2 separate regions of the Homo sapiens genome follow, and region 2 is linked to region 1. A link is a loop called in an ENCODE intact Hi-C map of the cell type or tissue named here. Cell type or tissue: natural killer cell. All regions are shown on one strand. Links, peaks and the distances in the headings refer to the core of each region. The heading gives the core; the rest is flanking DNA. Region 1 overlaps RORA (RAR related orphan receptor A). Region 2 overlaps RORA (RAR related orphan receptor A).

Region 1 (15,391 bases), core at 3,079-11,078:
AAAAGCGGGGAGTGGCGGGTGGAAGGAGATTACATTTTTCTTTCTTTTTTTCTTTTTTTTTTGGAGATGGAGTCTTGCTCTGTTGTCCAGGCTGGAGTGCAGTGGCGTGATCTCGGATCACTGCAGCCTCTGCCTCCTGGGTTCCAGTGATTCTCCTGCCTCAGCCTCCTGAGTAGGTGGGATCACAGGTGTGCACCATCACGCCCAGCTAGTTTCATCATGTTGGCCAGGCTGGTCTCAAACTCCTGACCTCAAGTGATCCGCCCACCTCAGCCTCTGAAAGTGCTGGGATTACAGGCATGAGCCACTGTGCCTGGCCCATTTTCTTCTCTTATCCTTGGTGCTTTCCATATAGTAGGAGGTCAGGGAGATCAAGGGGATTCCTGGATGCATAAATAAAATCTGCATTTCTTAGGAATCTGATGGACAAGAGAATCCAGAATCTCTGCAATGGGCAGAAGAGAGGACCAGACTTCATGGTTGATCTCCCCACAGACCATACCAACAGGGCAAAGCCCTTCTGTATGTATTTCTGTTTTCACATGTATCTGCACAACCACGTGTTTAGAAATCAGAGGGTTGCTATTTGTAAAACTCTTGAAAACCTCTCTTTTAAATTGTAAAAATTATTTAATAAATGCCAACCCAATCTACTTTATCTCAGTGAGCTGCTATTAAGTGCAAAGAAGATAACATGTTACAGGTAAGTCTGTGCTTAAAGAGCTTTGGCCACAAAGACTAAACAGGGTCCGTTCTCCCATGTGAAGGAAAATGTTTCTATTTCAATTGTGATGTTTGGAATTTCACCTTAAAGTAGAAAAAAGGCACTGTTTCTGTAGTGCCTTTTGGAAAGGCACTGTAGAAGTGGCTGATGGTCCTTGTGGAATCAGCTGGCCAAGTGTTTCCTCCTTTCTACCTAGACTGTCATTGGAGTATATTGACCCATCCCTGACAGAAAGTCTGTGTAAGCCCGAGGAGGAGGAACATGCCGCAAACCTGCTGCAGAGCATTAACAAGAACAGAATTAAAAAGGATCACTTCTGGGACTCATCACACAACTTGGAAATCATGTTCAATAAAAGAAAAGATAATTTGGGGCCACACTACCTGAAATGAACATCTGACACTCAGTCACTGGTCTGGATTTAGAAAACTGCTTTGATCCCCGGAGGGAAGATTGTTAATGAGTATTTTAAAGGACAAGATTGGCGAAGCATGATAGAGTGGAAAAGGGTACTGATTTTGAAGGGTCCCAGTCTTGCTTCCACTTCTGTAAGCAAGTAGAACTGACTTTGAACAAGACACATTACACTGCCCTGAGAAAACGTCCTCATCTCTAACATGGGAGGTGAAGTTAACCCTCTAGTCCATCCAACAATCAAATCTAGGCCTTAATGACTATGAAAACATGGGAAAAAATTTAAAACAAGAGCAGGTAATGCTTGCACCTTTTCGCTACCTGAAAGGAAGGTCAGACAACCTTAGTATAAAAGGTAACTTTTCTTACTTGCATGCTAACAATCAATGCATAATTTACATAGCAATGCATACACTTTATATAGTTCAAGAGATCATCGTTGACTGCCTGAACTTGATATGCTTCATCCTTGTCATGTCCTCCTCACTAAATACTAACTACCCAAAGTGATCAAACCCCAAATGTAAAAATAATCATCTGATAAATCACAGACAACAAGGAGGTGAAAAAAAGAACTCAGTCAAACATTTTTGAGTTCATAAAAAAATTGAATAGCATAATCTACCACTATGTTCCCATCCCCCTGCTAAAACAATATTTTATCACTCTGGCTTTATTTATTCCCAGTCCTCCCCAACATACTTATTTTCTGGAGCATTTTAAAGTAAATCTTGGATATCTTGTCATTTCATCCACAACTACTTCAGTCTTCATCTCAACTAATAAGGATTTTTTAAAAACCACTACCACGACAGTATTATGCCTGACAATATTAAAAAATTATTTACTATCATCTAAAGAACCAATCAATATTCAAATTTCATCAATCATCTAAAAATTTTTTTTTCTTTCAGTTTTTGGCTTGAATTAGCATCTAAACAAGCTAAGAGGTGAAACTGATTTCACCCAATTCACAATCCTTTGTCTTTTAAATATTTCTTTTAGACGCTGACATTACTTAGACACAATGTATCTGGAACACAGATAATGTGAAGGTCAGCTTCATCGCAATATTATTTGAAATGTCTTATTCTATGAATCAGATATAAATGTAGTTAAAGGCTCAGAACTGGAAAAATCTCAAGTAATTCTCAGTTTTCCCAAATGCATAAATGATTTAGGCAACCTTAATGGAATGCTTTAAAGATATTTTGCTAAATCTTACACCATTCCTAGGAAGAATACCTCTGACAGACTTTAGCAGCTTTTATTTTGCCCATATAAAAGCTGGATTTCTTAGACCGTGGAGCAGCCTAACAGCACAGATAGTATTTTCAGTTGTAGTTTCACCTGCACCTTAAAAAGAAATCTACCTGCATATGCTGGCAACGAGGACATCTTTGAAAACAGAGCTAAGAGCCTCAAACTGTCAACTCCGACTTTTGGGAAGAAGGGAGGTGAACAGTTTCTCCATTCAGCTTCCATGAGGCCTCTCTGGTAACACACAGGCACTGCTGTGACTCATAACCAGAAATACTGTTTTATAACACCAGTCTGTGTTTTGTAACACACACTGAAAGAAAAAAAAAACTATTTAGAAACCAAAACCAAGCCCTACATCTGGGCATTGGTATCAAGATCTCAAGATGTCAGAGTGGCTATTTAATTCAGATAAAGTAGGCAAGTCCTTATCCCTTTCCTTGGCAAGAAAGTGGAGGCTTCCTGCCTGCTGCACATGCCCACAGGAGGAGCAACCATGAATTTAATTTTCTTAAAACAGAAGCATTTTCAGACTTGTGTTTTCCTGGACAGCTGCCTAGTGGCTGTAATCCATAATAAGGGCGTGTAATTGACAGTAATGTGAATCACTCACTGAAATTCTGGCAAAAAAAAAAAATAGAGGAGTTATTTTTTTTTTTTTTCAGGAAAAAATTAAAGAGCAGATTCATCCTGTCCATTGAAAATAGCAATTACTTTACATTTCAGCTCATTAGCTACCTTTATATAAAAAAATCACTGTAATTTGTACTAACTATCAGCAAGTGTTGTAAAGAAGTGGTGCAGTTGCACAAGGCATGCAATCGGATGTGCTGGGCCAGGCACAATCTGTAAAATGGCAAATGTAGATGAGTTACTTGATATAGCATACATGGGATTCCTGGCCCAAGAGTGAGTTACAGGACACTGTCCTAACAGTGATTTTGCCACTTAAAAAGCTGCTATCTGCCTGGGACCTTGTAATTATTATGGTAATACCCAGGGCAGACTGATCAAGCTGCCATTGATGTCTATGGGCAGTTTCAGAATTCCTTTCACTCAGACACAGGGATCTCCAAAAGAATGGTTGGGGATTTTCCCAGGTAGAAGCTGTTGGAACCATGGAAACTTTGAGACCAGGTAAAGGGTTTCTCCCATCTATTAATTCTCTTTGAATAAGGGGAAGAATAATCTCAATTAACTTCACTATCAACCTGAAAGGGCCCCCTCTTTTCCAAGGCAGAGGCACGGGAACTAAACACTGGAAAGCTACGGAAGATTTAATTCCATTTAGATAAACCCTGACTCCATCAGAACCCGAGAGGTTCAGATATTTTTCTGAAACTTCAGCACCTGTGAAACTAGCAGCCCTTGTCCAGAACTACCTGGTATCTCAAGCTTCTGGTCCCAGAGGGAACAGGGGTATTTTGACTTGTGAAAATCCCACGAATGCATGGAGAAAAACTTGGGACTTTAGAATGCTGAGGTCTGTGTTAGGAAGATGTATATTGAACCAAAGAGTGGAAACACTTAACCTCTTTTTCTCAGTCAACCACACTCTATGAAGAAGGCTTGGATTTATTTTCTCCTATTGGGATCTCCCATTCTTAGAAGAAAAATGGAAGTCAGATTTCATTAAAATAGAGGTAATGTTGGGATTTTGATGAATGAAACTAAAATTCATTTTGTGCTTTATCATTAATTATTTCTGAGAAGCTTTTTCTCATATGACAACAGTTGGGGGATGGTATTATTAGCTTATGATGGTTCCCATCTTTGATAGCCACCACTAATCTCCTACTTAATTCTGGCTTAATTTGCAAGTAGTTGCTAACAGGCAAAATGAGGGTGGAGTCTCATAAACCACTAAAAAGAGAGACTTGCTATGCATATAAATAGGCCCTGCAAAAATATTTCAGATACTGTATCTCAATTATTAGACAGTAGCAAACTGTCAAAATCTAAAAAGTAACATGGAATATGTATAACTAGTTCTTTGCAGGCATTCTTTTTGTTCCTATATGAATACATTTTATGTGAGCCCAAATGGTTGGAAATGTATTATTCATTTTTATAATTGAGAAAAATGTGTTAACGCTCTGGAATGTCCATGTGTGGAAAAATAAAACGTTATATGGAATTGCACACACATATGATTTATAATGCATGCTTCCAGGACCAGAAATCCTAACGAAGAACCTTATTCAACAGAAAAAAACATTTTTTTTTCTTCAGTATGTGCAATTCTGGTATACTGTAATGCTGAGGCCAAGCATATATTTTATTAGTTTAAATCCTAGCTAAGCAATAAAATATGTGTCATTTTAAATAAAAGAAAACATGTTTTTCACAAAAGCTAGATTTCTTGTCCATTTTTGTCCCCCTGTAGTGGATGCTGTGGTGTGCTGCATAGGTCCCTCCCTTTAGGATGGAGGCCCTCATTCCCCTGGGGCCCTGAGTGTTGACTGCCAGTGGCTCATAGCTGAATTGCTTCCTGAGATTTGTCCTTAGCTAAAGTGGAGCTGCCTTGCCCAAGGTTATGCCCTTAGGTGCAGCTGGCACCCAATGGCTGCCTGATGCAGAGTAAAAGATGCAGCCCCCTTGCTTCAATTTGGTACATCACTGAAGGGCCACCCCCACTCTGATCTCCCTGTGGCATCTGCTGAAGCCTATATTGCAACTGTTCAAGTTTTCCTTCTGCCCAGTCCAGCTTCCCTCACTCTCTATAGGCATTGTCCCTATAAGCACACTCCCATAAACTTTCTGTATGACAATTTCAGAATCTGAGCATCTATTCTCTGGGGAATTCAATCTAAGATACCTTCGTTTATTTAAGGATACTTTAGTGGAGTGATTAGCTGGGCGTAATGATGAATTTTAGATCAGAATATGGTAGAACTTCACTTTCTTCAATGTGAGATAGACCCAACTTAGCCTTTATGCCAAGAGGGTTAGTTCCAGAAGTTTTTAAAAAACTCTAGCATTGCAAGGTGAGCTAAATTAATGGTAATGGTACAAAATGAGACTTTTTTTGTTGTTGCTGTTACGGAGTTTCACTCTTGTTGCCCAGGCTGGAGTGCAATGACGCGATGTTGGCTCACTGCAACCTCTGCCTCCCAGGTTCGAGTGATTATCTTGCCTCAGCCCCCCAAGTAGTTGGGATCACAGGCATACGCCACCATACCCGGCTAATTTTGTGTTTTTAGTAGAGATGGGGTTTCACCATGTTGGTCAGGCTGATCTTGACCTCCTGACCTCAGGTGATTCACCCACCTCAGCCTCCCAAAGTGCTGGGATTACAGACATGAGCCACCACACCTGGCCACAATATGAGAAATTTTATAATGAGGCTTTGCTATTGAAAATAATAGAAGAATCATGTACGATATGTAGATGATTGGTCACACACAGAATGTGAGAAGTTGGCTCTTCTACATTTCAGTGGCATAATTAACCCAACTCTCCAGAATTCTTGTAAGTAAGACTCTGGGATAGAACGAGGAAGAACTCACTGACCACTAAAGAGTAGGTAAAGCACTAGGAAAATCTGTGAGAATGAGTCCCATATTGGTCATTTTGTTCATTAGAAATCTAACCTAAGAGAAACGTATCAACAGAATCTCAGGTGAAGCAATTTAGGGCAATAAAAACATATTCTCCTAAATGATACTGTCCCTGAGTGGCTCCCCTAGTGAAAATGAGAACATCTTCCTGTCTCTCAAATCACCCCAATTATACACAGGATTAGGTAACTTCCACAAATCAGGCCATGGAAAGTTCTTTGATTTAGAGATACCAGGCAGGACTCTTTTTTGAGGGGTGTGGGAGCAGGAGGAGAGGAGGATGGTGGTGAGGATGTGTGTGTGATAGTAACAGTTTTTCCTTTTCCAACATCAAAAACCATAGGCCTTCTAGGACAGCTTCTACTTTGATTGCACTTGGCTGTGTGAAAGAGCAGCACAAAATGAAGATAGCTCCTCTCACTGTGCTATTAAAGACTCCCATCTGAGAAAGAAAATGGGTGAAGGAGGCTATAAGAGATGGCCTTTCTATCAAAAAATCAACTTCAGAAGCCTAAAAGATCTTCTTCCTTCATCCTGTTCTCATTTAGCTTGCTAATAGACGCCTCATGAGAAAAGAATTATTGTGAAGCTGAGAAAGTAAGATTTAAATTTCCTAAGAAGAGATGGACTTTACGTTACAGGCAAGGGACATTTTTTTCTCTTTTTACAATAATTCCAAAGTGCTTTTTGACCTTGGAAGAAGAAAATCAGTGTTAAGATAGAATTGGTTAGGTCATCGCCTAAGGAGGCATAAAAGGCCACCAGGAAATAAATTAAAATTAAAATAGATTCTTTTATTGGGTCACATCTCATCCTCTCATTTATGAGCAAGGCTTCCACTCAAGCAATTGATACTGCAGGGGATAATTTTGCTCCTCTTGTTTTGACTCAAGAAAAAGTTACAAACAAAAGTAGGGAGGAAGCTGCATATGAAGGCTAAAGGACATTTTTAAAAGAATTCCAAGGAAAAGAGCACAGAAACTGTGGTTGTGTGCAGCCACTGATGAGGTGGACAATAGTTTTGAAATTATTGGTTCCTGCTAAACTAAGGAAACATACTTACATTCTAGACCAGACAAACATAGCAAGTCACGTGTTCTGACCTTGAACAAATAAATGTCATTTCTTTCCAGAATTTACCTTAAAATTCAATAAGTAATCTGGGATTATCAGGACATCTACTTCAGAAACTGTTAAACATTTTAGGATTACTTTTTCTTCTCTAGACTGGACAAATACAGGATATTTCCCTTGATAGGATACACCCTTCATTCTTGGAAAGGTCAGCCAATTCTCTTTTCTAGTAGGTAGTTTCCTACTTTGCATAAATGTAGATGCCAATGGTAACTGAAAATGGTCCCTTTACCTTTTACTCTATAGATTCGATCATCTGATTTACATGGATAATGCAAACAAATGGTGTTCAAGAGGTCACTCAGAAAATTAACACATTCTTCATATCTAGAAAGATAGGCAAGTATTTTTAAACCTCTCGATAAGATTCTGACTTAAATCTTACAAACTGCAGAAAGAAACTTTAAAGCTATCAGCCCTAAAATTTAGCCCTAATACTGAGACTCAAAATGCATATGGTAAATTGCCAGATGTCAAGCAGCCCTTTGAATTATAGTATCAGTTTCCAAACTATTATAATGCAAATCTCACAATATAATTTCAAGTAATAAATACCTATTCTTTCTTTCTTTTCTTTTTTTTGAGACTGAGTCTCGCTGTGCAGTGGTGTGATCTCAGCTCACTGCAACCTCCATCTCCCGGGTTCAAGCAATTCTCGTGCCTCAGCCTCCCTAGTAGCTGAGATTACAGGCGCCTGTCACCATGCCCGGCTAATTTTTGTATTTTTAGTAAAGACGGGGTTTCCCCATGTTGGCCGGGCTGGTCTCGAACTCCTGACCTCCAGTGATCTGTGTGCCTTGGCCTCGCCAAGTGCTAGGATTACAGGTGTGAGCCACTGTACCCAGCCTATTCTTTCTTATAGCTGTTAACAATGAAAATATCATTATTTTTGGCCAAACTGAAATGAGCAACAAGAGTGGTCATAAAATTGTGTATGTATACACACACATACAGACACACTTATTTAAAATCTACGGGTATTAATTGAGCACATAGTAGATACTGATCACTCTGTTAAGCCCAAGGGATACAAAGATAATTTTTTTTTTTTTTTTTTTGAAACAGGGTCTTGCTCTGTAGTCTAGTCTAGAGTGCAGTGGTGCACTCTCTGCTAACTGTAGTCTTGACTTCCTGGGCTCAAGCAATCCTCCCAGCTCAGTCTCCCAAGTAGCTGGAACTATAGGTGTGTGCCAGCATGCATAGCTACTTAATTTCTTTCTTTTTTTTTTTTTTTTTTTTGTAGATACCTGGTCTCCCTATGTTTTCCAGGCTGTTCTTGAACTCCTGGACTCAGCAATCCCCCCTCCTCAGCCTCCCAAAGTGCTGGGACTACAGGCATGAGCCACCACACCCGGCCAAAAAAATTAAAGAATATCTAGTAGGACAAAGCTACATAAACAGCAACTATTCTGCAATACATTTTATACTGTCACCTTAAGAATGTACTGTGGGGGCTGCAGCAATTAACAAGGTGGAATTGGAGAAGGCTTTGCACGGCAGATGCTACTTGTGTTGGCCTTTGATGGAGCAATAAGACTTTATAGGTGCAGAAGATGATGAAGGACATTCCAGGACAAACAAGATACTACAGATACAAAGGCACCGAGGTATGCCCATGCATGGAATCTCCTGGGAACAGATCACTGAGGATGGCAAACACTGCCTGCATGGGAGAAGTCCTGAAAAGAGCAGTGGAAAGATTAAGACCAGATTGTAAAAGGCCTCGAATGCCATACTTAGAATTTAGACTCCTCAGGTGACAGAAAACCTTACAGGAGGTTGAATGAGAAGATTCCACCTTGTTTCTAAGGAGGTAGAATCAGAAGATTCTAGAGAAGGCCACAGTCAAATTCTAGAGAAAGCCACAGTTTTTCTTTTTCCTTACTTTTCTTTTTTATTGTGCAGGAGCAGGAATTACCGAATGTAAGGCTGGTGTTTTCTAATATACCTCATCTCAGAGAATAGAATTTAGCCAAGACAGATTTTTATCACACTCTTAGCACACAGTGAGTCTTGGTACCACTAGACAAGACTGGGCTCTCTTCCCTAAAAGATTCACAATCGTCCCTCTTACTGTTGGTGTTCTGTTGTATTCACACTGCAAAGCAAAACAAGTGCCAAGCCACACCTTGAGTTCTCTGCTCTGCAGGTTTACTGCCTGACAAGCCTTAAAGTTAGAAAAATATTTCAAGCTGAATCTGTCACTAACAACTTTATATGGTTTGTTGTTTCCTGTGTTGCTTGTTGAGAATGCCTGGCCACTGAGAAACGAAATCGGAGGCAGATATTTCTGACAGCGAGCCTCCCTGCCGGGTGCTTTATCATTCTTTATGTTAAATACATCACCACATCTAAGCCCTTGCAAGCCGAGAAGTTAAGGTTATGGTGTGGACAATAAAAAACCGATTTTTCTCCTAATTGCCTACATGTATTAGAAGTTTTTGAATTTATACAGGCCATTGGTAGCAGAGAGTATAGTTCGTTTTTTGTTTCTTTTTGTTTTTGTTTTTGAGACAGGGTCTCACTCTGTCACCCAGGCTGGAGTGCAGTGGTGTGATCATAGCTTGCGGCAGCTTTAAACTCCTGGGCTCAAGCAATCTTTCCACCTCAGCATCCTGAGTAGCTGGGACTATAGGCATGCACCCCCATACCCAGCTAATTTTCTTTTTATTTTTTGGTGGAGATGGGGTTTTGCCACGTGCCCAGGCTGGTTTTGAACTCTGTGGCTCAAGTGCTCTACCTGCCTCAGCCTCCCAAAGTGCTGGGTTTACAGGCATGAGCCACTGCACCCAGCCCAAAGAGTATGATTCTATTTTTTTTTTTTAAATTTAATTCCTCTTCATGACAGTCTCTTGTGGCAGGAAAGTGGTTAGTTTATAGATAGAAGAAATCTAGGACCAAAGAGATGAAATAATTGGAAATCATTGTTTTGATAGAGTCAGGGGCAGAGTTTGTGACAGCATGACAGCAGCATTCCTTGGCTGCTGCTCTCAGGGGGAAGCCCTACAGCCTTGTTTCCACTGCAGACTTAACTGTCCTCACTCCACGTAGATCAGTTCGATTCCTGAGCCCGAATGACAAGTTGAACTACCAATAATGCCTTGCACAATGTTTGAAGCGACATAATCAGCCGGAGAGGGACTTGTGTCAGTTAGATTTTGTCTCCTTAAAAATCAAGAGCAAGAGTGGTAAGAGAGAAGTTTTTTAACAAGGAGGAAAACCCTAGACAGTTGTCTCTAAGGTTCTTCACCACAGCTTCAAGGACAACCAGGAAAAGAGCTGCTATTTGAGGCAACTTCATTATAAAATCATTTTTAATAAGCAATCTTAACAAAGAGAGGGAATACTCTTGTGGAGAAACCCTCCAGGGACCCAGAGGCTGCCCAGTTAAGTTATTAGGAAGTTTCACACAAGGGACCAAACAGCTATTTCATTGGCCTCGGGGGACAGAGTTTAGTTTTCACCTGTTCTCTAGAGGCACTGGTGTTATCCTGTCTACTAACAGCAGAGACTGGTAACAATCAATTATCCCGACGCCCCAACCTGGTGAGGGAAAGTGAATTTTCAGTTTTGTCGACACAAAAAGACATGGTGTAAGAGAAAGAGAGATAAATTAACTCAATATGATTCATTATACTGGAGACTAAGAACACGCAGCCAATGAAAATGCCTCATCAGGACCTTGGTATTCTTTAAGTAAAACGACAGAAACATATTCTAAGGAAATTAAGAAATATCCATAATGAGAAAAGGATGCTTAGTTGTCCTCTTACCATAATTGTCCAGCTACATGAGGGAAATAATTCTTTGTGCTGATGAAAAAGTAATAGTCACTGCAGTTGACTTTGCCTACCTAAGGAGTGAGCAAGGTTTGGAATTTGGGGTTTAAATTTTTATAAAGCTATTTGTAGCTGAGTTTAAAAGGGTTGGAAAGACAGAGGCTCCCAGGGTAGCAGAGTAGCCTGCAGCCAATTAGCAGCTCGAATGAAAGAAAGCAAGGAGAACCATTAGCCGCAAAATTCAAAGTGCTTATGTATTTTTCAAGTTTCACTGCACATTCCATGCCTCTGATTTTAATGAAATGGCAAGAACGGGTCTTACAATTAGACCTTAACACCGTGGAGTTAGAGAAAAAGTGAACATCCTTTTTCTTTAATAATCAGAAGAGCCTTCTCTTTTCGGACCAGATCTCTCCTTCCCAATAAGCGTTTTTTTGTTTGTTTGTTTGTTTGTTTGTTTGTTTGTTTTTTTAACGTAGTTGGTCACAGGAGCACACACAGAAGTAGTTCTAACTAAGGATAAAAATGTCACCTGGGTTCAGAGAAGGGACTGGAGCAGGGAACATCTGATTCACATAACCCTAACTAAATGACTGTGGCAGAAAAACATTGTTTATAGGTCACTGCTTTTTTTCACACACATTCTGTGGCTCCACATTGGTTATGAGAGAAAGCCAAAACCTGCTCTCTGTTCTTACTGGTCTCCCTTTTCCTTGTTAATACTCTACTCCAGTCAGACCGATCTACACAATCATCCCTGATCACACCTAATTCTTGCTACCCTTCCAGAGCAAGCTCAGCTCACCACACATGTTCCCAACTCATACAGCATTTAAACACATATTCTATTAGGTTGGTGCAAAAGTAATTGTGGTTTTTGCCATTGAAATGGCAAAATTTCATAGCCCTGCATTTTCCTGCAATTCTTTCATTACTGAAAGTTCCTCAAATGTGTGTGTCCTTTCTCCTAGATACAGACTAAACTATTAGACAGGGAGGAATATAAGTTAGATTACCTATACTGCAATGTGCCTTACACAATGTTAGGCACAGAGCAGGGGTTAAAAAATATCAAGCTAAGAAAATCTGCCTGGCTCCCTGCCCTATCTTTCCATAGGTATGAACTGCAGTCTACTTTCCAGCCTCTGTTCCTCAGACCCCGATATTACAGGTGTCTGGATTGCCTAGCATATAATTTCCTTCCCCTTTCCTCTAAGAAGAAAATGTAAAATAAAAGATTTATAGATTAAGGCCTTTCCACTGAATCCAAACCTTAATCTAGTATATCCTACCTCTTTTTTTTTTTTCTTTTTTTTTTTTTGAGATGGAGTCCCACTACATTGCCCAGGTTGGGGTGCAGTGCTGTGATCTCAGCTTACTGCCGCTTCGGCATCCCAGGTTCAAGCGATTATCCTGCCTCAGCCTCCCTAGTAGCTGGGATTACAGGTGCACAGTACCACACTCAGCTACTTTTTGTATTTTTAGTTAAGATGGGGTTTCACCATGTTGGCCAGGCTAGTCTCAAACTCTTGACCTTCAGTGATCCGCCCGTCTCGGCCTCCCAAAGTGCTGGGATTACAAGCGTGAGCCACCATGCCCGGCCACTCCTCAATATGCCTTCTAATCAGTATCCTTGGCTATTAACTATTTAAGACAGTAGGAGCTGGAGTTGATGCCTAGGAGACATACAAAATCAAGAAGGGAAAGAGCTATCACTCCTACATAGAAAAACATGTTTTCCCAGAAGTGGAAGTGGATTGGGTGGAGAACATTCCATTGCAAGGGATTTTGGCAGTCAAAGGAAAATATTTAATTGAATAGCTTAAAAATCTTCATCCTTATAATGTATAGATGTGGATGTCAATTATAATCCAAAGGGCCATGTGACTACAAATGCACTAACTTCCTGGCCACAGAATTGATAAAGAAATCAGTGTAAAAAATTTAGTGTCATCACTGAAAGTGAATGTAGAGTGATCACTCTCTTCTTGTTTTAAACACATTGGCATCTCTGTTTCTTCTACGTTTTTATTCCTCTGCGTACAGATTGCAATAAAAAGAGAAGCTGATATAAGTGTAAATCCAGTCCTAAGTTCAGATATGCTTAAACATCCTCAAAATCTAGATGTTAATTTTCTTATATCTCCTATATATCCCATTGATATATATATATATATATATATATATATATCTGTTTCCTGAGCGTTCTGTTAGCTTCCAGGGTTTTTTTGGGTTTGGATAGGTTTCAAAGAAACCACTGTGTCCGGAATCATAGTACTGCTTTGTGGCAATGAAAGTTATAAATGAATTACTAAGTTGGTCTAACAAAAAAGTATAAATTTATTATAAATGTCATTAATGTCCGTTAAAGGCTTTGTTTCAGAGGAAGATGGGTTTGTGCTGTACGAAATATATGTCATTACTGGTGTGGGGTACATAGCTGTCCTAGAAGCAGAAGTAACCACTTTGAACAATTGTTTTATTATGGAATCAGTTGTGTTGTATGACATTAAGTAGACATCAGTTCTTTGATGAACTAAGTTAAATTGTTAAAAAGATAAGTAATGGTCATTTAAAGTAAGAAGGTTGGCTAGGCGCAGTGGCTCACGCCTGTAATCCCAGCACTTTGGGAGGCTGAGGCAGGAGGATCTCTTGAGCTAAAGAGTTCAGAGACCAGCCTGGGCAACATAGCAAGACTCTGTCTCTCTCTTTTTTTTCTTTTTGAGACAGACTCTCACTCCATCACCCAGGCTGGAGTGCAGTGGCGTGATCTCGGCTCACTGCAACCTCTGCCTCCCGGGTTCAAGTGATTCTCATGCCTCAGCCTCCCAAGTAGCTGAGATTACAGGCGTGTGCCACCACTCCTGACTAATTTTTGTATTTTTAGTAGCGATGGAGTTTCACCATGTTGGCCAGGCTGGTCTCAAACTCCTGACCTCAGGTGATCTGCCTGCCTCGGCCTCCCAAAGTGCTGGGATTACAGGGGTGAGCCACCAAGCCCAGCCAGCAAGACCCTGTCTCTACAAAAAACTAAAAATAAAAAACAAATTAGCTGAGCAAGTCCCAGCTACTTGGGAAGCTGAGGCAGGAGGATCTCCTGAGACCAAGAGGTTGAGGCTGCAGTGAGCCACGCGCATGCCACTACACTCCCGCTTGGCCAACAGAGCGAGTCCCCTTCTAAAAAAAATAATAAAGTAAGAACGCTGTACAGTTTCCAGTAGACTACTTTGTTTAAATACTTTTTTTCACATAGTGGGAATAACATTCCCCTTTCTTACAATCAGTTTGTTCTTCAAGCTTAGAAGCCTATGGAGGTAGCATAGTTGTAAGGTAAAAGGAAACCTTGGTCAATTGTAAGAATGACTATGTTGCACTTGGCTTTCTTCCTATACTTTAGAGTGGAAGAACCACTCTGAAAAATGAAGCTCTTCATTTTAAAAGCATTTAAACTGGGGATTGCCTTTACATCCTGGCTCCACCACATACTAGCTAGTTGTAGGACCCTGGACCTCGGTTTTCATCTGTAAAGTGGGGATAGTAGCAACACCTACCTCACAAAGTTGCAGTAAAGATAAATAAATGAACACTTAGAAAGTGCTTAGAGAAGTGCCTAGCACTCAGTGCCCCACAAGTATTAGTTAATGTTGATACTGGAGATAACGGTGTGGCTCTTATGTGTGCACAAGGGGGCAATCTACTCTGTTTTGACTCCAGGCTTTGCCCAGCTGGGTGAGCTAACGAGGTTTTTCACTTCTCTAAGCTACTTGTCTCTCATGTACATTTTCTTATTTAAAATGCGGGTGCAAGCAGTACAAAGCTCCTAAAGCTGATGAGCAGATTAAATGAAATAATGCACGTAAAGCATTAAACACAATGCTTCGAATATTCAGATTGCTTGGTAGGTGGTGTTCCTGCTATTGCTGCTGCTGCTACTACAAGTAATGGTACTACTGCTATTACTTCTGCCATTATTACTGTCAATATGAAACTAAGCATATTGCAAACTTATGTCATAGACATCTAGCGCTTTTTAAAAAATCAATCTAATCATGTCTAACTAAGCATTTATCAAGTATGTAATAAGTCTATCAAGTCCACACCAATCCCTCGTAGGCTAGGCATGTTTGTTTTCTCCCTGGTAGTGATTATGGATTTTAAAGAGCCAATCACCATCTCAACACACCCTTTGGAACGTATGTTATGAAGTGGGAATACAAATACTTTTTGTCCAAATGCAATTCATGAACCTCAAGTCTACTAACTGGGCAAACTTGAATCAACTGGATGTTGGGATGGAAATGCTCAGGTAACTATTCAGTTTTTCTATGGAGTTCACAGGTCCTCGCCATGAACTGTGGGCTTTAAGACTATGCAAATCTTCTACTTTGGAAGAACTGACTGGCAGGGCCAAGTGCAATCCATTTATTTTTAATATGATGAGACAGAGAAATCCTGTTAAGCTTAGGAGGGCTTGGCTGTAGCTGAGCAGGCTGACTCTAAACAAGGCAAACGCTTCCAGA
Region 2 (15,391 bases), core at 4,463-12,462, 120 kb before region 1:
ACATTATTTTCTTCTCTTGATTTTGGATTCTTTCATGACAGTATTTCATCCTTGCTGAACCTCACCAAAACAATTAGATCTCCAAATAGAAAGCCCTACTCCTTCAGTAAGCAGTCTCGCAGTCATTTTTGGCAAAAATAGTAATGCCTGAGTTTTTGCAGAATTCTATATAGTTTTCAAAGTTTTTATCCTTGTTAGCTTGCTTTGATTTTGGTGCTTTCAACATCCCTAAAGGAGGCAGATAGGTATTATCATCCCCATTTTACAGATACGGAAAATGAGCCTCAGGAGGGTTAAATGGCTTCTTCTCTATGTCCAGATTTCCCAGGGTTTTGATGTAGACATAGCCACAAGAAAGAGAGACTTGGTGTCTCTTTCCTATTCAAGATTATTTGATGTGTTTAGATTTATGCCATCACTGATCTGGGGCTCTCAAGAGGACATGACACCAAAAAGAAAGCACTGGGAGTCAATTCAGCTAAGAGGTGGAGTTGGCCCTTCCAGGTCTCCCTCTGAGACTGAACTCCCTGGGTGGCCTCAAGCAATTCACTTACACCTCCACTTCCTCCATCCATAAAAATGGGAATAATTCTTACCTCCCAGGCAGGTGGTGGTAAATGAGTGCTCACAAAGCTCTTTGAAGATGAAAAACCTATATAAATGGGAAGCTTCAGGAAGCTTGCCACATCATTCATGGCAAAGATTGCGATGCTGTGTCCTATTACCCATATCCAGCTATGCCACAAAGAGAATAAAAATTACACAGTACCATAATTCTCATCTGCTAGCTAGACTTACTTAAATGTTTTTTAATCATTGGTTTCCAAGATGCTTTCCCAAGGGACTGATGGGTCCAGATGTTACTATCTTATTCACAACTTAGAAGAAAAAGAGCACTTAGATGGAGAGGTCGCCTCTCTATGCAAAGTCCTTGACCTAGCTTTATCTAGGGCTTGTACGGTCTTGTCGGGGCATCATGGAAATGGCACGATTCCCACTTGTTAACATAATAAACATATATGTCACCCTCTGACAGACATCCCAAGCCTTATTATTAAGTTGACATCTGACTCAAATGAGTCTATCAAATTATAGCCATTAAAAAAAATGTTCTGCATCTTACTAAACAAGCCACTTCTCAAAAACTTCAACTGGATTGTAATTTCTCCGGAAAACTTAATGGCTTTAAAAAAAACATTTTTCAATAAAAAGTGTTGAGTATACCTGCCAAATGCACACACACACACACACACACACACACTCCTCAAACCATCAAGAGATCAAACATTTGTGAACTAAATTTAAAATAAGACAAAATTGAAGTTTTGGAACTTTGACGATTTTTCTTCAGTCTTTTAAAGACTTAGTTGTGTAAGAGTTAAAATACTGCGCCAGAATGTCCCATCTGAATTAAGAGAAAGCTGAGCTGTGTGTGCAGGAAATCTCTGAAGAATAAGGAAGCCAGGCACATCTTCTCATGTGGCTTTCTGTGAATATGCAGGTGGTTCTGACAATGGGAACTGAATATTAATCCTTTGTAATATATTTCCATCCCTACTAGATTAAGCTTTCTAGAGAAACTGACTCACATTCCCTGATGCATATGTATCTCTGCTAAAAGCCAAATCCAAATGAGCACTTTTATCCCTAGACAGGGAAATTCTGTCAAATCAGAGAGGAAACAGATTTTTCATCTAGAAGAACAGTGGGTGGCTTTTTTAGATCCAGTTCTCTCTAGAATTCTCCTATCACATAGTAGTGCACAAACTGTTTAAGGCAGTTGACTCTATACCTTTTTTGGTATCTACCTGGTAACCAGTTTAAACCTTGAGTGAAAGACCTGAACAGCAAGAGAATAAGCTTCCTAATACTTCATCCTACTCATCCAGTGGGTCAGATACTAAATAAGTAAGTTCTCACCCAATAAATGATACCACCAGGATCAGCAATACAATCCTTTTTTTTTTCTTTTTGTTTTTCCTCTCTTTTGCCTTTGTAAACAACAGAACGTATTTGTTGTTAAGGATTTATGGGGTTATGTGATATCAAGGGCTAAGATAAAGGTAATTGGCTATTTAACCAATGGTTCTCAGTTGGCGTAAGGTCCCTCTAAGATTCTAGAATTAACTACATTTTAAAATATAAAGTCCTTGAAGATTTTCTAGGACCCTGGGATCAGTAACATTTAACAAAAGTCCTCTTTCTCTAGAATCTCTCGGGGTGGGTTAAATGTCATTTCATATCAGCAGGAAAGAGAACCCATTTATTTTGCTAAGTGATTAGACTATGCTCAAGGGAAATTCCTAATAACGTTGTTTCCAACAATGGTGTCCCTTACATAATTCTGGATAATACTAGACAAAAAAAGTCATCTGACTCACAGAACTGCATACGTATTTTCTTGCGATCAACCTCACTCTAGATACCAATTCCTTTTTTTCTCCTTAACAGGAACAATTACGCTACATTTAGGTGAAATCCTCCTTACAGCTGAGAGCACTGGGGTCAACTCTTTGCTTTCATTGCTCAAGGTCTGTTTTTCACAACAGAAAAGAACATCTTTAAAACCATACCAAATCTGGTGATCTAGTTTCTGCTCAACCGAAAACATCAGAATTACACTTACTGCATTTTATGAAACAATCTTACTTTAACCAATTACCCCCAACATTCTCACACCTAAGCCTACGAGAAAACCACTCCACTTTGCAGCTGTCTTAACTTCACACCAAATTTCACATAACCCCACAAATTCTTAACAACCATTGATTACTAATTCCACCTGCACAATTTCCATGACCCCCCCCCCCCAAAACTGTGCGGTCACAAAACCCAGCTGCATGAAGTAAGATGTGCAGAAATGGGTCAAAATAACAAGAATCCAGATTAAGTCATAAAAGCTTACCAGGCAAAGGAACCCATCATTTCTTTCCATGAGCTCCGATGGCATTCTGAAGATCTGCTACTGCTCATTGAATAGATGTCACTCAAGAAATATTCCCCAACTAAATAAACTGGATTCATGGTAAAAGATTGGAAATAACTTAGAACATTAAACCTTGAAAATGCATTTACATCCCTCTATAGCAAGCCCAGAACACTAAAAAGACAACATATTTATAGTCACAGGAACATGGTGTCATGACACCAAAACTTCCTTGGTCCACAGATCATTTTAGTGGGTGAGGACTGTTAAGAGAATTAGCCCACAGCCTGTATTTCTGCTCCACCTCTGTGCTGTTTTCCATTTCAAAAAAGTGTCCTTAGAATTAATAAGAGGATGAAGCTTTGGATGAGAGATGAGGGAAGGATCCGGTTTTTATTAAAAATCACAGGCAAATTATTTAGGCTTGCCAGAAGCGGAAGTGTAAATGTTTTCATATTAACCACTTTAAGATTGTAAGATCTTGAAGAATTAGAACTCCTAGAAATTCAACTAGTTCCTTCACCTCCAGTTTCCAGGACATGGTCATTAACATCTAAACAAAAAATATGGCAAGTTCTAAGCCTTTCAAATACATCACAGATGTATTTCTGAACTGTGGCTCAATGGTATTTCAAAAAATTCTCTTTTGTAATGCTTTTCTAAGACAACCAGTTCAGCCAGGCATACTAATGACCAAACAACGTGAGGACTTGTTTCTGACTTTCCCTAAATGCATGGTCTTTAAACTTGCTGATTAAAGAAACATTTCCATTCTTAATTACAACATATAAGCTCAACCTGAGAATGGATAGCAATATTTGTGGATAGCTGAAGCACAGTTATTTCTGTGCCTATTCCCAAGGGGAAGTGGCAGGAGCTGGTGGCTATTTCTTAGTAGGAAAGGGAAATACAGAAAGAGGCAGCAGAGCTTTGGGGATTTAAGTAGTTGCGAGACATAAGGAGAAGAAATGCTCTGGACTAAGCTAAGAGATTGTCAGATTTATTTTAAGAAGGTCTGACATCTGAGCATCAATGCACACACTATAACACCTCATAAATGTCATTTTTTTCCCCAAGAAAACGAAATGTATAGCCTGTGTATTTATCTTGAAGCCACTTATTTTTATGTAAGTCATGCACTAGAGGCAAAGTAAGAACACAACAGCCATGTAAAGATATCAAAACGAGGCCCGCACCACTGTCCTTCCTATTCCATTTTCAGTTTCTGCTCCTCTAGTCCAAGGTGCTTCTTTTGCCTACAGAGACAAACATTTCAGATGACATTCTATGACTGTCCTGAAAACACTGCTATCAGCTATCCACTGTTTGGCAATGTGTGTCTCTGTCACTTAAGATAGCTTGAGTGAGTGAGTGTGACATTATCACTGCAATAAGTGAATCTTTCTAATTTGCAGTAAAAGTATACCATTCACACACTTTGGTACTTCAGTACGGCAAGGTTTTGAAATCCATTTCACAAGTGGTGGCAGCACATTTCACATCGGATGGAAACACACTCTGATTGCTAACAGCTGCTGTGGGCACAGCTTACTGTCAAAGCCAGAGCTCAGAATAGCAGGTCCTTTTTAATGCCAATAGCTGCTACCATCTTAAATGGTAACACAGGCACACACACACCACACATACACACACATACCACACATGCACACCGTATGCTCACATGTACCACACATACGTACACTACACACATATACCATGCTCACACACACCACAGATGCACACCTCACAGCACAGCACACAGGCACACCTCACACACACGGCACACAGGCGCACCTCACACGGCACACAGGCACATCTCACACATGGCACACATGCACACCTCACACAGATGGCACACATGCACACCTCACACACACGGCACGCATGCACACCTCACACACACGGCACGCATGCACACCTCACACACGGCACACATGCACACCTCACACACGACACACGGGCACACCTCACACACATGGCACACGGGCACACCTCCCACACACGGCACACGGGCACACCTCCCACACACGGCACACAGGCACACCTCAAACGACACACGGGCACACCTCACACACAAGTCTATTCAGCTGCAAGTCCTGCCTCCACTTGCTGAGAACCTGCATGACTGGGCACCAAGGATACGGCACACACACGCACCCACCCCACATACATACAGTCCACACACACACAACACATATACACCACACGCACCACAGATGCACACCACACATGCCACACACACATACACTGCACACGCACCCTACACACACCCCCCACATGCTTACACATACACCTCACCCCCCACCCCCAACATGTGGGCCTACACACGAGTCCATCCAGCTGCATGTCCTGCCACCACTTGCTGAGAACCTGCGTGACTGGGCACCAAGGACACGGAAAGGATACACAGAACCCACCAGCGCACCTCGTCTTGTTACGTTAGCTTCACTGCATAGGAATTAAGGATGAAAGTGAAAACTTTTTTTTTTTTTTTTTTTTTTTTTTTTTTTTTTTTTTTTTTAAGGAAAAAGGAGAGAGTTGATTATGACCTTGAAGACAAAGTGTAGAGATTTGATTTGCAAAATCTAGAGTCTGGGGTTGAATCTCTACCCTGACATTTGTTAGCTATGAGAACTTGGACACTTTCTTAATCTCTCTGTGCCTCAGTTTCCTCACCTTTAAAACGAGCCCTATCTCATTATTACAGGGTACACAAGTAAAGTGCCTGTAGCATCAGTGCCCACCACATAGTAAGGGCTCCATAAATGTTAGCTATAATCATCATCACTGTCTTTTTTTTTTCTTTAGACAGGGTCTCACTCTGTCACCCAGGCTGGAGTGCAGTGGTGCGATCACAGCTCACTGCAACCTCCACTTCCTGGCCTGAAGCAATCCTACCACCTCAGCCTCCTGAGTAGCTGGGACTACAGGCACACACCACCACACCTGGCTTTTTTTTATATTTTTTTCAGTAGAGATGGGGTTTCACCATGTTGCCCAGGCTGGTCTTGAACTCCCGGACTCAAGTGATCTAGCTGCCTTGGCCTCCCACAGTGCTGGGATCACTGTCTATCTTTTAAGGATGATAGTATTTGGCAGGGGCTGCAGCTGGAGTTGAGGGAACTATCAGAAGAATGAAGGATAGGTCACTGTATTCCTTTTGTTGTGTAACGACATGGAGTTTAGCAGCTTTATTTCTAACACAGAGGCCTAATGTGAGAAACAACACTAACCAGGGCACGATAGAAAGAAACCAGTGTTTCTTTCTAGGGAAAGCCCACAGTGAGGCTGGCATCTTGGAGAGGTGGTAAGTGGAGGAAGTGGGAGAGAGGCCTCACACACTGGTAAAGTGGGGAAAAGACTGAACTACAGGGTTCGGAGGCTCTCACAACTGCCTGTGCAGTGAGCAAAATTCACCAAATGCCTGTAACGCTTTGTGACCCTCTTTCTCCAGAGCTCAGCCTCCTCTTCTGTTCTTAGGCATAGTGCTGCACTACATAATCTTCCAGAGCCAGTCCTGCTGTATTACACTGTGATGTGAAGAGTGAGCTGAACTCTCATTTCCCCAACAGGGACCTCTTTTTATGGCAAAACCCAGCAGGTTTCATCTCGTCAGGGAAAAGGGATAGAAAGTGGAAGAGAATTCTACCTAGTAACTAATTTTTCATTTTCATTGGTTTAGGAAAGGAAATACAATGAACTGTTCTCTTCGAGATCCAGAATAAAAGTTCTGGCAGCTAGAACACCGTTTTTATACACCGAACCCCTCGTGCTCTCCCTGCTTTTTTTTGTTGTTGTTGTTGTGCTTAATGTTAGAAAATAACATTACTACTATGAAACGAAGAGAATTTTTTTTCAAAACCATGTCTTGCCATTACAGATGAGACAAGGCAACACCATGCTAATACGCTGTTGATGTAAAAATAAAAGTTTTTTTTCCCTTCAAAGTAAACAAGTTAATTGAACGTGCTAGGACAGAGTTAGGTTATTTTTTTTTCCCCTCTCTTTGAAGGCCACTAATTGTGCCCTTTTGCTTTAAATCAATAGAGGCAAAGCCCACAGCAGATAGTGTCAGTAATGCAAATCCATTTCCTATTGTAATTCACTTTTCAGAACAAAACCTTTTCCATCAGCAAAGCATTTTAGAACCTCAAGCTACACTGTTCCCACCTGCAACTGTCTAAGGTATTGGAGGTCAAGGACAGTCCAAGGCCAAGTCAAGGACCATCAGGACACAGAGGAGTAACTTCTGAGGCAGCCCCCGGTGGTAACATAAAAGCTTAATATGCATCAGACAAGTGCCTTCGCTGTGAGATGTTGGGGAACCAAGCCCAGTGGGGTGGCTGGCGTCAGCTCAGTGTTCCAGAAAAGCCAAACTGTTCACCACGACTTGCCCTGATTTTGCCTTCACTGCTATTCAAAGAGGCCTGAAGCAGTTACTGAAAGCAATTCCAAGAAATTGAGTTAAAAAAAGAAAATTAAAGTTTAGAAAAAAATCATTTGAATAAGTGCGTAGACTTACAAATAAATTCTGAATGGAACAGAATATTTGGGGGGTTCATAACCTTTGGTATATTTGTTTTAAAAACCAGCCGCACCTCAAACACACCCACCAACAATGAGACGAATGGCTAGCACTTATGAGGAATTATTATTCATTTAAAATACCCTTTAAACTATGTCACAAAGATAAATTTGTTTAGTCCTTACCTGTCCCCACGCTTCAAAATAAACCATAATATTTCTATTGAAGCCAGTTTCTTGTTCTTGGAATCAGCTTTTTGAGTTGTCAGTTAGGCTAGATGAGCTGATTAGTATGGAACTTAACACTGTCAGTAGCAAAACAGGTGCTCTATCAGAGAAATATCAATCCATTTTAGGAATGTTTTTGAGAGTGAACTGTGGTATCTATGAGAGAAAAATCAAGCCTTTTCCCTCTTCTGGTCTGCTACGGTAAATGGTGTGACACAAGGATGTTTCACTGCCCAATTAGCGTGGTCCATTTTAAAGTGAATCTGTTATTTTCCTTTCCTTCCTCATTCTTGACTTTTAGACACTGCAAGTTAACCTCAAAGAATGTCTTCTTTGGGCATAATTTTACAAATATTCTTTAAGATCCTTTATCACATTTCAAAGCACTTTGCGAAAACAAAATGTCCTCAGTGGGGCAGGCGAGATCTCAGGAATAGTGATAGAATTCATTTTAAATAAGTCTGTGTGATTTTTCTACTGTATCATTTCAGGGACTTTGCTTAAAGAGGCTTTAAGGAAGAACTTAAAATGGAGAAAGCCAACTTTTGAACGTGGTGATCAGGTTGCCTTCAGTCTCTTCTACGTCAGGGAGTCAAGGGGCTGTGGAACCATCCGTTCCACCTGCTACATGCTTTCTCACCCTTCTTCTAACCTGACAAATACTATGTGGCATCTCCATCATGGTTGACATTGCTAGGCCCTACCTTATTCAACTCTAACTGAAAAATGGGGAGCAAGAAGGGATTATGTAAGAAAAAATGAAAAACTTTGAGGGCCAACTAACAGATTTCCTAAACTAATGATGTATTTTAATATTCCAGGGATTTGATTTAGGACAAATTGTTATTTGGATGGATGCTTGTCTATTGAGAGAGTAATTGTTAAACTAAAGGAAACTGGTCACAAATACTTTAGCAGTGGCTATAAATGACCAGTGGGCCAAGGATTTTGAGATCGTGAGAGACTTCTCCGGGAATGTTGTCATTCATTTCACTCCAGTGTGGCTCTTTTCCTCCATCTGCGGTAAGCCAAAACAGTTCCCAGGAGAAACAGATAGAGACAGGAAAATAGGTAGCAGTTCTGTATAGTCTTCACTAACAGCTCATAAACCTTAAAAAAATGGGATTTTAATAAAGCCCATTTTTATATTTTTAAACATAAAATGGAATAAAATGATAGTTCCAAAGGACTTCCTGTGGGGAAAGCTTCAATGTCACAACTAAAATTTACATCCAATTCCCCAGCACACCCTTGTCCTCAACCCGAGTTTGCGTAACAGAGGTTTGCTGAGCCTGGAAACAGGGAATTCTGTGTGACTGCAGTAAAAGCACCAAGCGGCCTCATGATCAAACTCTCCTGCCTCTTAGTGATTTCTGAACTGGTGGCTGAAGTCAGAATTGTCCGTGATTACTATCAGATTATGACAATGAAAGTCACCATTCTGTGTTCTTTTGAGCAGGATTTTCCCTCGTGTTGTCCCTCCCTTCAGCTTCCCACACTCACTGCTTGCGTAGCATTTTGTTAGGGGAGTAGCAGTTCTGACACAACCAAAGATGTGTACGATCAACAGTGGGGTAATGTGGATAACTGACACGTACTGTGGGCGTGGAGATGCTCCTATGTTGTGGTGGATGATAGCCTTCGAATGCTCTTTGTTGTCTTCATTGTCATCCACTCTATTAATGTTCTAGAAGAAAGCTAGTGGCCAATATTTTCTTCCAACAAATTCACTGGCTCCAGGAACCTTGACACCAAAATGAGGATTGAGCGTCAAAGTTCTTATGTTGTCATTGCCCCAAACTACTTGGAGCTACTTCTTATGCAGCTGCTCTCAGTGCCAATGAGATAAGACACAGCTGTACTTTATAGTCCCTCTCCTCCTTTTTTTTTTTTTTTTAAAGATAGGGTCTCGCTCTGTCACCCAGGCTGGAGTGCAGCGGCGTGATCTCGGCTCACTGCAACCTCCACCTCCCCCAGGGTTCAAAGGATTCTCCTGCCTCAGCCTCCCGAGTAGCTGGGATTACAGGCGCCCACCACCACGTCTGGGTAATTTTTGTATTTTTAGTAGAGACGGGTTTCTCCATGTTGGCCAGGCTGGTCTTGATCTCCTGACCTCAGGTGATCCACCCACTTTGGCATCCCAAAGTGCTGGGATTACAGGTGTAAGCCACCATGACTGGCCTTTTTTTTTTTTTTTTAAGGAAAATGGCCTGGTTTGGTTTCTTCACTTACCTTTTTCAGCATATTAACTATTGGTTGTTTTCAAATATCAAGCTCACTTTTCTAGGAGAACTATGGCCACTATGGAGAATATGAAAACATTGCTGAAGGAGGTGAAAGCCATTTCAGAAGAAGAGTTATATATTAGCTTTTGGCAGTGACAGCGTTATGGGCACGGACATTCAGCCTTTCCAGTTGACTGCTTTGAAGGGGCAATGTTCACGTGGAAGTATACCTCCTAGTACGTTTGCTAAAATAAAATCAGCTTCATTACCTAATAACATAAATGACTTTGGGAGAAAACTCTGAGTCTCATGTTTTATTTTTCCTGATAATGCTGTTCAATTAGGGCAGACTTTGTGGAAATTCTGATTTCATTACCCATCACTGCTGCATGAAAATACGCTTTCTGAAGTCACGCTCTGAAAGAAACTAAGTTGTTTGCTACAACTACCCCTACACAGAAATTAGAAAATTATATGAGAAGAAGTTTACTTCAGCCTGCAGTTGGGACACAGGTTATTACTGAAAGTAGTCGTCGGCATGGTTTCTGGTTTCACAGTAAAAGAAGACGACTTGAAAGGACTCAGTGGTTTTGATGCTCTTCTGAAATGAAAACACTCAGTGAGCACATAGCATTGGGTTGTCATTAATGTCAGCCAAGCGAAAACACTGTCTCCATGAACACTGCAGTCATTTCCCCGCCGAGACCATGACTTTCCACTCCCTGGCATTTCGGGCACTGTGCTAGTACTTTTCCAAAAGAGACTCTTAAGGCAATTCATTCTAGATAATCAAACACACACAACAGTCTTAAATGAATAGGTGGCCTGAATTTGCTAAAGTCAGCCAACAATTTCCAGGGGAGAATGTGTTATTTTCTGAGAAATACTGTAAGGCAATGATGAAACCCTCAAGTGCTGGGAGGCACGAAGTATAACTACTACACTTCACGGTAAATAGCATTAGTGTATTTATTTATTTATTTATTTGAGACAGAGTCTCGCTCTGTTCCCCAGGCTGGAGTGCAGTGGCGCGATCTCGGCTCACTGCAACCTCCACCTCCCAGGTTCACACCATTCTCCTGCCTCAGCCTCCCGAGTAGCTGGGACTACAGGCGCCCACCACCATGCCTGGCTAATTTTTTGTATTTTTAGTAGAGACAGGGTTTCACCGTGGTCTCGATCTCCTGACCTCATGATCCGCCCGCCTTGGCCTCCCAAAGTGCTGGGATTACAGGCATGAGCCACCGCGCCTGGCCAATAGCATTAGTTTAAAATCATGTTGTGGATAAAAATGTAATCAAGTAGCTTTACATTGCTCTTATTAAACTTGATACACACAGTTTAACATGGTCTTGTGGAAGAAAACAGGAAAAATCTCTGGCATTCTCGATATGTTCTATGATATGTAGCAGCTCTTATGTTCTGTGTCTGTCGCCTATTTTGTAAACAGGCAACAAAACACCATACTTCATCCCAAAGTTACGAGAAACAAGGAATTAAGCATGTTGTGTTGGATGGAGTTAATGATATAACGTTAAAAAATAACCCCACAGTTTCCATCTACTCTCTTGCTCTCTGCAATCAAGCTGGGCATGAGAGAAGAAAATAAAGTGATTTTCTTAGGTAGCGAGCAAGTGTTGGAAAGTGGCATTTACTATATCACCAGGGCATATTTGTTGTTGTTATTTTTCCTCCCCCATTCATTGCCCATGAATTAATTTAAGAAACAAGGCATCACGGAATAGGCTAAATATAAAAGAGTATTTGCTATGTTTTTTAGTGTCAAACACTATAAGACCAAGGTACTAAACTTTGAATGAGAAAATATTCTGCAGTTTCTCAGGATCTCACATGTTTGTCATACTTCTTACAGTGGTAGTATACTATTTTTAATATCACTTTTATATTGCCGTGATTTTTAAACACCAAGGTAAATTCTCACAGAAAGATTGCCTGGGGATAGGTATGTGTGTGTGGGAGGGAGGATCTGGTGATACTCATATGGTAATCTTTTTATTTCATCCATTTTCTCTGCTTTCAAATTATAAATTCAAACTATAACGTCACTCTCCACCCCCTCCCATCTCCTTCCCAATCAACAAAACAAACAATAAAATTCATATTTTACTATGTGTATTGTGAAACAGCCTACAATAGGACACCAGTGCTTTTTAAAGTCCTACTTTTTATAAAGGGTCTGATTTTCTTCTGGCCATCAACTGAATTGTAAGGACAACATAGCTCATTTTATGAAACGAAAGTGATATTAAAAAACTAAGTGGCTGAAGATGTAATTGTCTATATGTGAGCTGCTTCCGACCTTGAAAAAAGTGTAGAAGAGGGGCCGGGCGCGGTGGCTCACGCCTGTAATCCCAGCACTTTGAAAGACCGTGGTAGGTGGATCATGAGGTCAGGAGTTCAAGACCAGCCTGGCCAAGATGGTGAAATCCCATCTCTACTAAAAATACAAAAATTAGCCAGGTGTGATGGCACACGCCTATAATCCCAGCTACTCGGGAGGCTGAGGCAGAGAATTTCTTGAACCTGGGGGATGGAGGTTGCAGTGAACCAAGATCGTGCCATTGCACTCCAGCCTGGGCAGCAGAGTGAGACTCCGTCTCAAAAACAAACAAACAAACAAACAAAAAACCAAGAGGCACATTTAAGACTTGAAATTTAGATGGAAATTTTAAAGTTTTAAGTTGTTCATATTCTACCCCAAACACATTCATCTCAAAAAATAATATTTAAAGCCATAGAATTTATAATTTATGCGTCAATAGTTTCTCCTTTAAGTGGTCACCAAAAAGATATCAAACTTTTTTTGCTATAAGAGCATATTTAAAAAATATCAATGAAAGTGTTACCAGTTTTCAATCCTCCTCACTTGGACATTAAAGGGATTAAAGTTATTGTCAGCACACACATGGATCAGCTTTCAATGGAAAAAAATTAATGTTTTTTGATGTTGTTTCTTTTCCTTAAGGCTTAAGGACACTAGGAGAAAGACATAAATAGAAGTATATATTATCATCTAGATGGTGACTCTCCAAGGGGATGATGAGGGAAAAGAAGTAATGCTACCCTAATTCTGAAATAATAAAAGCTCAAGCAATGAATGGCTGAATTCACACCTCAAAATTTCATGGAAGACAGGCATACAAAGATAAGCTTTCAAAATTGAATGAACTCATTACCACAATTAAAGAAAACAAAAAGAAACATTTTGCATAACTGCTGGTTTTGCTGCTCCTTCTGCTAATTTAGTTTGTCTGGAAGAGCCACTGTGTGGACCACCCATGCTTCAATGCACTTAACCAATACCTTTAGAAGAAAACAGGATAGCTACAAAGTCATAAAAAGTGGTATCTTTTTATGTTTCAGATTTCCATAAGGCGATTTCACAGTATTGCAGAGTGAAATCAATTAAGAAATAACTATAGCTATATAGGGAATATGCAACACATTAATATATTTATGGAGACTATATCTAGGCACATTTATTTTCAGCATTTGAAAATTACTGGTGAGAGTGAGTAACGTCCCTTCCCTGTTGTTTTGATAATCTCATGTCTTTTAAGCAAAAGGAAATGTATACTGCAAAATAGCTTTACCACTCTGACCTCAATATGGAGTAAAATGACAGATAACAAGCAGAAGCCGGTCAGTTTCACAAGTAAGTGATTCTGATGCTTTGGCTCATCCTGGTCCCTGCTCGGTTCCCACATCCTCATCTGGCTGACTTAGTTAAAACCTGCCATTTCTAAAGTTTAAGAAATTAAACATAGTTTGGGAGTACAAAGAGCCATCTTTGCTCTGATCTCATTAACAACCTCATAAGAGTTCATTTCCCTCACTAACTGTCCTCAGGAATGAAAGTTAAAAGACCTTGAATAATTTTTCCTACCGCCCCACAATGATACTGTACTACTGTCCTCTTTCCTGGTCTGAAACTCCTCTGGAAAGAGATGCACAGCCTCTAGTAAATCATAGTTTTTGTTTTGTTTAGTGTACTCTAAAGAGCTACATGGAACCTTTTAAATCATTCAATGCCAGGTCCATAAAGACCTCTGTGATTAACAAATCAAACCCCTTTCTTTTCAGTCAAGGCACCTGAGACTGAGAGGTAAAGTGACTGTCCTAAGGTTACCAAGCTTGGGCAAGACCAAGGTGATACTGCCACCATCTGTTCATTCTCCTGCCACCTTTTCAACTGGGGTTTATCCCAACCTCCTCATTTCACAGAGAAAAACAGAACCAGTGTGAACAGAAACAATTCACTTGGGAAGAGTGAGCCGAGGCTCTTTTATCAGTGTAGGTGGTTGAACTTCGGTAGCCACAGGGGACCTGACTTTGAGGACACAAAACACAGGATCCTTCGTGGTTCACAGTGGTGGTGTTAGGGAGAGGCAGTGAGCCTTGCATCATAGGTAGAACACGATGCAGCTGCAGGTGCAGAGAGTTATCAGGGAGAGAAGGGCCCAGAAGACTGGGAAAATGATAGTGGTGTCAAACAGGAAAATTACACTGAAATTACACCATGTCTTTTTACATTTTCCTCAGTCTCCGTCTGAGCCACAAGTGCACTGCAGTCATTTCAGAGATACAGAAGCTTATCTTGCTTTTTGAAAAGTTTTTCTTAATATTTGTCCTAGGGTCCACAGGAAATGAAAAACCCAAGGCATCCCTCGCCCTCTCCCCGCAAGTCACCTGCTATGAATACCTGCATTCATTCTACAAAGCCTTTATCAGTCCCTGGAATGCCACGTATTTATTAGCTGTCTCCACACATTAAGAATAAGATGTATAGAGCAGGAACCTGTCATTCTTCTCCATCCTGTCTTCCCAGTGCCTGCCTCAGTGCCTGACACATAGCAGGTGCTCCAAAGGAATAAATAAATTAGGAAATCCTACCACCTGCTTCTAGCATGTAATATCTACTACCCTGGAGTGGAATGAAAGGGTTATTAAAATACCCAATGACAGCCTCAGGTCTTTCCTTCTAGTGTGGAAACTACAGCAAGAACCAACACAAATTAAAGTGTCTAAAAAAATCAATTGGGGCAGGCATCTTCTTCTGAACTACATTTACTAGAGCCTGCCACCCACAGATGTCAAAGGAATTCACAGGATTAAAAGAAAAGGCTGGAGGTGAGAAAGTTAATAACTACTCTTGTGACATCTAGGGCTGGGCTACAAGTGGTCAGCACATGGACCTCTCCATATATGTTGTCAGATGTCAAGGAGTGGCTTTACAGATAGACAGCCTTGGACCCCAATGCTAAATCTTCCACTTATTAGCACTGTGATCATGGGCAAGTTATTTAACCTCTCCAAACCTCTATTTCCTAATCTCTACCACAGAGATAACAGTACCTACTTCACAGGGCTGTTATGAGGCTCAAATGCAAGAATATATGTAAGCAACTAGCTCAATGCCTGGCATACAATTGTAACTGCTATTACTATTGTTATATGAGCTATTGAT

The links. Peaks named below come from ENCODE experiments on the same cell type or tissue, not always from the same donor. Only the 100,000 strongest peaks of a DNase experiment are listed, where the experiment ranks them.
Region 2: it touches region 1 in a loop (2.0-fold over the local background); 1 of 110 quality-filtered maps calls a loop at or near these places.

Annotation. Positions count from the first base shown.
Region 1 is chr15:60,658,036-60,673,426 of GRCh38, forward strand. All of the region lies in intron 2 of RORA (RAR related orphan receptor A), which reads right to left. LOC105370846 (a long non-coding RNA gene) reads left to right here. Exons shown (of 5, transcript XR_007064663.1): 5 at 1-4,750. Among named protein-coding and RNA genes, the nearest start is that of RORA-AS2, 16 kb to the right of the region's middle. RefSeq lists an enhancer at 2,575-2,624. In natural killer cell, for the core only: no CTCF peak of the experiment used is centred there; no DNase peak of the experiment used is centred there; H3K27ac peaks cover 941 bases.
Region 2 is chr15:60,537,766-60,553,156 of GRCh38, forward strand. All of the region lies in intron 2 of RORA (RAR related orphan receptor A), which reads right to left. The region is part of intron 3 of RORA-AS1 (RORA antisense RNA 1); the gene reads left to right. Among named protein-coding and RNA genes, the nearest start is that of RORA-AS1, 66 kb to the left of the region's middle. RefSeq lists a silencer at 10,563-10,612. In natural killer cell, for the core only: no CTCF peak of the experiment used is centred there; DNase peaks (open chromatin) are centred at 6,248, 9,206, 10,506 and 12,226; H3K27ac peaks cover 7,755 bases.